Linked DNA regions of Homo sapiens: region 2 is linked to region 1. Evidence: chromatin contacts called from ENCODE Hi-C or POLR2A ChIA-PET data. All regions are on one chromosome and are shown on one strand. Each heading gives the region's core, a stretch centred on a gene start or an enhancer-like site at or near the end of the contact. The rest is flanking DNA. Distances are from core to core; before and after follow the strand shown. Region 1 holds the start of DEGS1 (delta 4-desaturase, sphingolipid 1). Region 2 holds the start of ITPKB-IT1 (ITPKB intronic transcript 1).

Region 1 (5,213 bases), core at 1,548-4,047:
CTAGCTAATTTTTTAATTTCTCGTGCAGATGGGGCTGTTCTGAACTGGCCTCAAGCGATCTTCTTGCCTCAGCTTCTCAAAGTGCTCGGATTACAGGCAAAAAAAAGCCACCACACCCGTCCTGATTTTCAGAATATTAAGTAGCTCAGTTTCAGTATTCCAGAGTTGGTTTTTACACAGGTAGGACGCTAGATTATTCCTATGTAACATGTAGATAAGGCATTGATAAAATATATCATATGTGGCCTGGCAGGGTGGCTCACGCCTGTAATCCCAGGACTTTGGGAGGCCATGGCAGGCGCATCATCTGAGACCAGCCTGGCCAATGTGGCAAAACCCTGTCTCTACTAAAAATAAAAATAGAAAAACTTAGCCAGGTATGGTGGCGGGCGTCTGTAATCCCAGGTACTCGGGAGACTGGGGCAGGCAGAACTGCTTGAACCCAGGAGGGAGAGGTTGCAGTGAGCCGAGACTGGGCCACTGCACTCCAGCCTGGGTGACAGAGTGCGGCTCCGTCTCAAAAAAGTATCATGCTATCTCATATCAAGTATGTGTAAGTGATGTGCCAAACAAATTGCTACTGGCAGGCTGAGGTATGCGGACCACTGGAGCCCAGGCTGCAGTGATCATCATGCCTGTGAACAACCACCGCACTCCAGCTTGGGCAACAAAGCAAGACCCTTTCTCTAATGGAGTGTAGGGGAGGAGGAAGAAGAGGAGGAAGGGAATTCAAGAACCCAAAGTTACCGGGTGCAGTGGCTTACGCCTTTAAAATCCCAGCACTTTGGGAGGCCAAAGCGGACAGATTGCTTGAGCCCAGGAGTTCAAGACCAGCCTGGGCAACACGGAGAAACCCATCTCTACAAAAAATAGAAAAATCAACCAGGCATGGTGGTGTGCGCTTGTGGTCCCAGCTACTTGCTTTTTCTTTTCACTGGGCAAATGAATGTTGAGAAGAAAAACTAAGGAAATACTATATATAAGGAATAATTGCTCATGTTCAACTCACCGTTTCCTCAATTTAAAAAAAGTGTGTGTGTGTGTGTGTGTGTGTGTGTGTGTGTGTAAACGGGGGGCTCTCACTATGTTACTCAGGATGGTCTCAAACTTCTGGGCTGAAGCGATCCTCCCGCCTCAGCCTCCCGAAGTGCTAGGATTACAGGCCTGAGCTACCGTGACCGGTCCCCGTTTCCTCAACAGAGGTTAAAAAGCTCGTGCTCTGGCCGGGCACGGTGGTTCACGCCTGTAATCCCAAAACTTCGGGAGGCCAAGGCGGGCGGATCACCTGAGGTCAGGAGTTCGAGATAAGCCTGGCCAACATGGTGAAACCCCGTCTCTAACTAAAAAAGATACAAACATTAGCCAGGCGTAGTGGTGGGAACCTGTAATCCCAGCTACTCGGGAGGCTGAGACAGAAGAATCGCTTGAACCCAGGAGGCAGAGGTTGCAGCGAGTGGAGATCGCGCCACTGCACTCCAGCATGAGCAACAGAGTGAGACTCAGTCTCAAAAAACAAACAAACAAACAAACAAAAAACAAACACGTGCAGTCTCAAAAAACAAACAAACAAAAAACAAACACGTGCTCTGGAAGAGGCAACCGAATGCGCATTAGAATCCCCCTAGCATTTAGTCACGCGTTCTTATTTCATTTTTTAAAACAGCGATAATACCAACCAAGTAGAATTACCAAGAGGATGAAATTGGGTAATGTTTGTAAAGCATTCCACACAATCCCTAGCATATTAGGAGTAGCCTGGGAGAGATGAGCATTCTCTATGTAACACAGAAGGCCCGAATCCTCTGGAGAGTTAAGGCCTCTCAATTAGCTGTCAGGGGACCAGCAGGCCACGCCACATATTTTCCTTATTTGGCAAGTCTTCCATTTTCAGTCTTTTCATCCACAAAACCGAGATGGATGAAAAATGCCTACGAATCCGCCGTTCTTACGTCCCAGGCTTGTCGTGAGGATCAATGGGACAAGCGGCGTGAACCGACCAGGGCCCATCAAGTCCGAGAAGCCCCGGGGGGCATATGGAGGGACGCCGGCCCCCTTAACGGGCCCAAGGCCGGGACTGCGGCCGCCCCCGCCAGTACTGCCCGCCGGCGCCCGACACCCTGAGCAGGGCTCGCTGGTAGGCCCAAGGATGCCCAGGACCACACCCTGCCTAGCACTCAGGCAGCCCCAAGGCCGGCACCCGCTCACCTCGGCCCGCTCCGGAGGAGAGGGAGTGGTGAGAGGAAAGGGCGCCCACCTGAGGGCACAGGAATCTTCTAGCGAAAAGATCTACTCAAGGCTGGCACAGCCGGGGACACCCTTCGCCCCAACCGGCCGGCGTGGGCCTGGCGGGGACTCCCGCGCTCGGGGACGCGCCTGCGCCTCTTCGCGGAAGGGTCGGAGCTGCGCGGCTCCGAGGACCCGTCCCTCCCCCCGCTCCTCGCCCAGCCTCTCCCGCGCTGACCCGCGGGCTGGCGGCCCGAGCGGCGACGGGACGCGACGGGGAGCAGGCTGCTAACGGGCCTCCGGCGCCCACGACCGCGCAGGGCCCGCGAGGGGAGAGCGCGCCCCGGCGCCGGGAGGCCACGCACGCACATAACGGGGCGCCCGCTGGCCCTCACCCAGGATCTCCCGGCGCCGGTCGGCGTGCGGCTGGTCGGTGTAGACCCACTCGAAGTCTTCCCGCGAGACGCGGCTCCCCATGGCGACAGCGGTGGCTTGCAGACTAGCTGTCGGCTCTCGCTCCCAGCCGGCTGCTCAGAGGTGGCGGCGGCGGCGGCGGCTCCCCGGCTGGTGTGGTGTCGGCCGGCTGTGGCGGAGCGCGGAGGAGACGGAGGCGTGGGCGGAGTCCCGAGGCCCCGCCCCCCCCGGCCCGCCCGCCTGCCTCTCTGGGTGGAGGGCGCGTGGCGCTCCCAGGCCCCCGTGCGGGGCCGGCTCTCAGCGATTCTGGGACGCGGGGTTCTGAGCTTCGGTGACTCGGCCACCATCCAGGATGCCGCGTTCTTGCGAGTGCCCGCCCCTGCGGCCTGCTGCGCCGGAGCCCGGAGAAGATGAAAAAGGAAGGAATGGTCTCAAGTGAGATAAACCTGCCGCCCTAACGCCTCCGCGAGGGGAGCACCGGGCACGGCTACGGTCACACCGAGTCTGGAGGCCCCGGAGCCCTTCTTAAATGGCAGCTGGCCTAAGTTTTGTTTAATTTTTAAAAAGCAAATTAGCCATTGAGTCATATTTCGCTGCCTTCTGGAAATAATACCTCAGGGAAAAAATGCAGAGTGCGTGACAATTAAAAGCTAATCAAGTAAAAAGAAAACACCATTATTAAGAGGGGGTGATGATGTGGGATTTGTTGTTGTGCTTGAATTATTCTAGTGTGACCACTTCTGTTAAGAGATGATTGCTCAACCTTGCATCTACCTGTCGCAGAAGTAATCAACCACAACCTCTTCCTGAAAGAAAGGTTTTGAAACGAAACTAATTTTGTTTCAACATTAGTTACCACGTCTACATCAAAGAGCAACTTAAAGATTACAAAAAGAAGATAACCAAAGCAGGTGTGCCTCCTAGTCAAAGAACATGCTGTGCACGCGCACACGGCACACACACACACACAAATCTGATCGAGCCCCTAGATCTGACTGTTAATTTATAGAAAATAGAAAGGACATTTGGCCGGGTGCGGTGGCTCACGTCTGTAATCCTTGCACTCTGTGAGGCAGAGGCGGGTCCATCACCTGAGGTCGGGAGTTCGAGACCAGCCTGATCAGGATGGTGAAACCCCCGTCTCTACTAAAAATATAAAAAAATTAGCTGGGCGTAGTGGCAGGCGCCTGTAATCCCAGCTACTCAGGAGGCTGAGGCAGGGGAATCGCTCGAACTGGGAGGCAGAGGTTGCAGTGAGCTGAGACGGAGCCACTGCACTCCAGCCTGGGGGACAGACGGAGACTCCCTCTCAAGAAAAAAAAAAGAAAATAGAAAGGACAGAGGAATGTGTTAAACTAGGCCGTGGGGATGAAACTAGCAAGATCCAACTCTGGGAGACTATATGGGACAATGTCTGGGTTCTCTAATAAATGAAACTCAAGGCAAAAAAAGAGAAACCTGTAGATTAAAAGGAGTTTAAAAGACATACCAACCAATTGCAACGTGTTGACCTCATTTAGATTCTGATTGAAATAGTTTAAAAACATTGACATGAAATAATTGAACTCAGATATCAATTGGATATGTGATGATATTAAGGAATTATGAATTTCTTAAGTGTGATAATAGTATTATGGTTATAGTGGGTTTTGTTTTTTTTGAGACAGAGTCCTGCTCTGTTGCCCAGGCTGGAGTGCAGTGGTGGCCTCATGTCTCACTTCAGTCTTGACCTGAGCTTAAGCCATCCTCCCACCCCAGTCTCCCGAGGAGCTGGGATCACAGGCGTGCACCACCATGCTTGGCTACTTTTTTGAATTTTTGATAGAGATGGGGCCTCACCTTGTTGCCCAGGCTGGTCTCAAACGCTTGGGCTCAAGTGATCTCAAAGTATTGGGATCACAGGCATGAGCTACTACATCCGACCCCAGGAGCATTATTAATAAGTCCCTAAGACCCTCTCAGTACATTCACTTCTGAAATAGAGAGGGCCAGCACGGCTGAGACATCTAGCAGAGAAGGCTGTGAGAGCAGAGGGGAGACAGAACAGTGACACCTGGAGTGGAGGCCTGAAGGCTGATCAGAGCCCAGCGAGGGTCATGTCTGCAGGGCATGCTAGCAAATGCGTGGCTGGGTCAGCCTCCAGAGGGTCCCAGTCTCGAAAAAGGAGTGGGATTTGATGATGGATAGATACACAGGTCTGATCATGCAGGAGCTTTTTAGTTGTTAATGAAATGGTGGAGGAAAAAGAAGGTGGGGAGTGTCACCTGGAAAAGGACAGCTTTGTATTTGCCAAGTTTCATCTGGATTGGCAGATGGCACATGAAGCTGATAATTGGACTCAACTCAGGAGGAAGTTTTCAGGTGCTGACAAGTAAATGTATCCCTGCAGTTCAGAACGCAGTTGCTATCACAGGCATGTGTGAACTGGCACACCAGTCCAAAAGGTGTGCGGAGGCTTACGTCTGTAGTCTGAGCACTTTGGGAGGCCGAGGTAGGGGGATCGCTTGAGGGCAGGGGTTCGGGACAAGCCTGGGCAACATGGCAAAAACCCACCTCTATAAAAAATACAAAAATTA
Region 2 (5,213 bases), core at 1,758-4,257, 2.5 Mb before region 1:
GACTGGCAACATGTCTTTCTTTTTTTTAATTCCTTCGTTTCATGGTTTTCAATGTATTCAAGTAATGCCTGTACAAGCTTGATATAGCACGTTAAATAATGCACGCGAAATACCTGTACAAGTGAAATAATACAAGATGCATGAAGGTGAAGCTCCTCGTCTCCTCCTTCAGTCCTGTCCCTCTCAATCAGCATTAGCCACGTTCTCCAGGGCAGCCTGCTGAGCCTCCACATGGTTGTTTTCCTGCCTATAACAGGAGGCGAACGCCCTGTGATGTATGTAATGGGTGCTCTTTCAGTGGTAGTCATTGTTATGAGGAGGGAACACATGTGCATTAGGGCTGCAGTAAGTTGCATTTTTGCCATGGGAAGAGAAATTCTCCACCTTTCCCGTCAGTTTCTCTTTGCTTCTCCATCTTGCAGCCTCTGGCACAGCCCAGAGTCCAGTGGTATCCGGCAGAAGCAGTGCTGTGCAGCTCTGAGCTGGGCCCTTAAGGGGAAGAGGGAGTACCTCCAGCAATATTCAGGGTGGATGTGGGTTCCAGGGCTTCTGATCCTGGGGCTGGGCTTGTCTGAGATTCACAGGAGGTTAGAGAACTAAGGAGGAAGGGGAGAAGGCTTTAACCCACCCCTCTGCTGTCTCTCTCTGGAGGAAACCTCAGGCAGCTCTGTGTACTTCCCCCTCTGCACACACACCTCTTCCTGCCTTCTCTACCCTGACACCAAGGTCTCTCCCCAGCCCTGGTGGCATCGTGCCTGGGTTGCTAATAATAGAGAAGGGTGAATCTGCCAGGCAGTGAATCAGAAGGCTGTCCCAGCTCTGTTCTTCTGCCCTGATCCTGGCAAATTCTTGTGGGCTGATTCGGTAAATATCCTTGTGAGCAGAATAAGTCTTTGTGTGTTCTGGAAACTCCTGCTGTCCCTGGGGGTAACACCCTCTTGGAAGGATGATGGGGATGCCTTTGGCCTCAAGATCTTAGGACGGCGTTTCAAATTGCTCCAGGCTTCCAAGCTAGCCTGGGCTCTGGGAGGAGGGTTTGCAGGTTTGGAGAAGGAGCTGCTTCCCAGGTGCTCAGGGGATGGAAGTGAGAATAGGGAGGGTGTGGAGGGTACAAAGAGACTGTTTAGTTCTTGCGTAAAAGACAACACAATATGGTCCTTCCAGTTCTTTTTAGAGCTCAAAAGGTGAAATAAGAATAAAGAACAGCGATCTGCAGTTTTCCTATTATCCAAAAGCCTACTACCCAATTCAGTGGATTGTTTTGGCAACTTGCTTGGATAAACTTATTTAGAAATTATTTCAGAATTCCTCCAGGCAGTTACCCTACGTCCTTTTTAAGTCAAGGTGTGGTATAAGTCCATTAACGAATTAAAATACTTCCAGATTTCTGTGTTATTCTCAAGGCACTTTTGCTAGATAACAATACCTCACACTTGGACGGTGTTTTGTGGTTTGCAAAGCACTTTCACATCTGTTTTCTCACTTGGTTGCCATAATAACCCTGGGAGCCGGGAAGGGCATGTCTTGTTATTATCCCTATTTTGCAGATGAGGAAGCCAAGGTTTTTAGAAGGTTGGGTGGCCTAGTCAAGGTCACACCGGTAGGGGAATTGGGGGGATGGAGGAAACTAGAGCTGTTTTTCCTTAACCATCTTGCCTCTCACTGAGATGAAACAGCAGGATGGTTCCTGGGACCCAGGATCCCTTTGAACGCTTGGATTAAAATAATTTATGAGTTCTTTGTGAGTGTGTGTGGACCTGCTGGTAGTGGCTTTTCTTCATTAGAATTTGCATGCAAGATTGACACTAAGATGGCTGACTTTCACCATCCCAAACCAACCCTGTTTTTGCACCGTGCTGTAGTGGTATGAATTACCTTGCAGGTAATTGTGGCTTAGGTGATGGTACACAAAAGGCATCATACAGCAGCCAGATGTTCATTTTACTAAATGGAAAATATGACTCAGAACACGGGCCAATCTGAGCCTCCAAGCAGGCAAATTAGCCATTGAGGATGAAGTCTTCACCTCTGGAGAGGAGAGAATGTGGGAGCACAGAGCCCAGAGTCAAATGATTTGGTTGAGATCCCCCCACTTTGGTTATTTAGACTTGCTTATACTCCTCTGACCAGACTATGGGATCTTCTACAGAAATTCTACAGAAGTGTGGGCAGAATTACAAGTAAGGTGGGTTGAGGAAGTGCACAGGTGGAAGTGTAGCCGAGAGGATGCGTTTGAGGAGCAAGAGGCTGGGACTCAAGAAGGCTTTATGCAGACTCGAATCTTACATTGATAACAAGCATTTGCGTAGCACATACGAGTTTCATCCTATGAAGGATTCCATAGGATTCTCACAGCAGCCCAAGGATGTGAGCAGAGCAGTAAACAATATCCCTGTTTTATAGAGGAAGTAGAAATCGAGAAGCAGGAAGGTTGGGTAATTTGCCCAAAGTTCCACCACTAGTAAATCGCAGAACTGGGACTAAAGCCCAGGTCTTCTGACCCTCACTGGGCCCAGCGTTCTTTCCAATATGTCATCCTGCCATTTTCCCCTTCCTTCCTCCTCCCCACAGCTCCTTGCAAGTTCAGCCTGCTGGAGGTAAGGGAAGTGATCATGAGAGTTTTTCCAGTGCTGAGACGTTCTGGAAAAAACATGGACCTGTATCTGTGTCCTGATCTGTGCTTCGTGATTGGACTGTCTTGACACTCGTCTCAGGACTCTGGGGAGTGCTTGTGCAAGTGTTTCCCAGTGTGGCCGGCTTCTTGAACGCTGCTAATGGAAAGTTGTAAGAGTTCTATTTTCCTGTTTCAAGCGAGCGTTTCCCCCTTGGGGTTATAGCAACCACTTCCTCCTCAGCACCCGGTGGGTCGTGGTAAACACCAGTTACAGCAGAGTATCCCCTTCTGACAACCTCATTGGTTCCTTTTTTTTTTTTTTTTTTTTTTTTTGCCTGTAAGCACATACACACAGAGTTCTGAAGGCTAGGTCTCCTTTCCTTCTGGTTTAGAGTTTTCAGAGTACCCTGCTGTGGCCTTGGAAACAGAAAACCCACACAGAGGTCAAACGCAGTTCTCGTGGAGTCACCTTGTCATCCTGCTTTGTTTTGGAAGGAACTGGGTCGGAGGCAGCACAGTAGGACTACAGCATCTTTAACCCTTGGTAGGATGGCTGGATCCGCTGAACGCTTGTGGGTAAACAGGAAGCTCACAGCCTCAGTGGATCATTAAGGGTGATACAGAATAGACACGAAAATCTTAAGTGGGATGGGAGCAGAGCAGGACTTGGTGGGTAGATAGTGAGGAAAAGGAGGCAAATAGGGATGGTGAAGAAATCGAAAGGGAATGGGGGATACAAGGAAAGGGTCAGGAAAGGGTGAGTAAAAGGTTTAAAGAGAGGTGCTAATTTTAGATACTTAAAAGTATTTTAAGTATCTAAAACTTGTGGCTGGGTGTGGTGGCTCACTCCTTTAATCCCAGCACTTTGGGAGGCCAAGGCGGGCAGATCACCTGAGGTCAGAAGTTCGAGACCAGCCTGGCCAACATAGTGAAACCCCGTCTCTAACTAAAAATACAAAAATTAGGCCAGGCACAGTGGCTCACGCCTGTAATTCCAGCACTATGGGAGGCTGAGGTGGGTGGATCACGAGGTCAGGAGTTCAAAACTAGCCTGGCCAAGATGGTGAAACCCCATCTCTACTAAAACTACAAAAATCAGCCAAGTGTGGTGGCAGGTGCCTGTAATCCCAGCTACTCGGAGGCTGAGGCAGGAGATTGGTTTGAACCTGGGAGTTGGAGGTTGCAGTGAGCCGAGATGGTGCCACTGCCCTCCAGCCTGGGCAACAGTGAGACTCTGTCTCAAAAAAAAATGTGTATATATAAATACTTAAAAAATATTTGTAATTGCTGGTTTGGGGTTACTAGAATCTCTTCTGAATCTGTCTCAGTTTTTCTTACAGCTTTTAAAATCCATGGAACTCTATCACCAGGAGATGATTGTGGTATGGAGCTGATCACCCCGGAGTTAGTGGGGTGGCAACTGAGATCGGGGGGAAATGGAGCAGTTTGAGGATATATGGGCCGTGAAAACCTCCCAGCTCTGCCCCCAGCCATGCCATGAAAGTCATGGGGAAGAAAGGCCCCCATTTGTGTGTTTGTGTTATTAAATAGAACAGTAACAGAGCAGGTCTCTGAGCCTGCCTGGCAGAAATCTTTCTGTAGCAGGAGTGTCCTGCAACTCTCTGGTGGATTTGCAAAACAGTACAGATAGAAAAACTTAAATGGGAAACAAGCTTGTCTTGTCCTACTTTGTGGAGATAGATAATAAAGCCGAAAGGCCAAGAAGTGTAAATATATAGCATATATCTAATGTATATGGTATATGTACATATCAATCTATAGCTATGCAATATCTACACTATTTATCTATGTTTATACGATGACTCTAGGCTTCAGAAGACCTGTCAAAGATTTCCATACATCTAGAGAATTTAGAAGGATCCCTTTATAGGTGAGAGTTGAGACTTTTTGGCTGCAGGTTGGGATTTGGTGGACTAGTTCCTGGTACCACCACCTAGTTGCCGTGATTATCTTTAGACTAACCAAGGCCCTTGTGTTAGCCTTCCGTAAATCATCCCCACCCCTAAGCAAGACAGCACCTATACCTTCACAGTTTCTCCAGTTCATCCCTGTTTTATTTTATTTATTGTTTTTTGAGACAGGGTCATGCTCTGTCACCCAGGCTGGAGTGCAGTGGCACGAACATGGCAGCCTCTACCCCTGTGTTCAAGCAATCCTCCTGCCTCAGCCTCCCGAGTAGCTGGGACCACAGGTGCGCGCCACCACACCTGGCTAATTTTTGTGTTTTTTATAGAGACAAGGGGTCTCACCATGTTGCCCAGGCTGGTCTTGAACTCCTGGCCTCAAGCAGTCCTCCTGCCTCAGCCTCCCAAAGTGTTGGGATTACAGGCATGAGCTACTGCATCCGGCCCATCCCTGTTTAAATGGGAATATCCAGAAGATTGTCCTTGTCATACACTCGGTGCATTTTAGAGTGTCTTCACCACTTGTCAGAAACAGGATTCTGGTTGGGAAGGGCCATCATTCACAGTGTGGCAGGTTTTTGCTTTGTTAATTACTGGAATTGGGGTACAGAAGCCAAATGCAGGTTCTCCACCTGGGACCTTCTTCCTGTTTGTCTGCCCACTTCACACCTGTC

What was found. A loop is a pair of places that touch in the nucleus more often than their neighbours do. ChIA-PET counts read pairs that join two places held with the same protein, here RNA polymerase II (POLR2A). Pooled maps may share reads with other maps.
Region 2: a loop to region 1 is called in a pooled map, with 3 times the contacts of the local background. The contact joins the promoter of ITPKB-IT1 here to the promoter of DEGS1 in region 1. A Hi-C loop is called at or near these places in 1 of 168 maps with a recorded cell type or tissue (posterior vena cava) and 5 of 50 pooled maps. POLR2A ChIA-PET finds 5 or more read pairs at or near these places in 1 of 52 experiments (activated CD4-positive, alpha-beta T cell).

What each region holds. Positions count from the first base shown.
Region 1 is chr1:224,180,824-224,186,036 of GRCh38, reverse strand. It overlaps DEGS1 (delta 4-desaturase, sphingolipid 1), which reads right to left and starts at 2,797. Exons shown (of 3, transcript NM_003676.4): 1 at 2,619-2,797. The coding sequence starts at 2,700. RefSeq lists enhancers at 425-484, 1,958-2,787, 3,122-3,211, 2,788-3,618, 3,472-3,621 and silencers at 456-750, 2,052-2,131, 2,292-2,671, 2,772-2,971.
Region 2 is chr1:226,672,862-226,678,074 of GRCh38, reverse strand. It overlaps ITPKB-IT1 (ITPKB intronic transcript 1), which reads left to right and starts at 3,007. Exons shown (of 2, transcript NR_103784.1): 1 at 3,007-3,158. The region is part of intron 2 of ITPKB (inositol-trisphosphate 3-kinase B); the gene reads left to right. RefSeq lists a silencer at 1,876-2,025.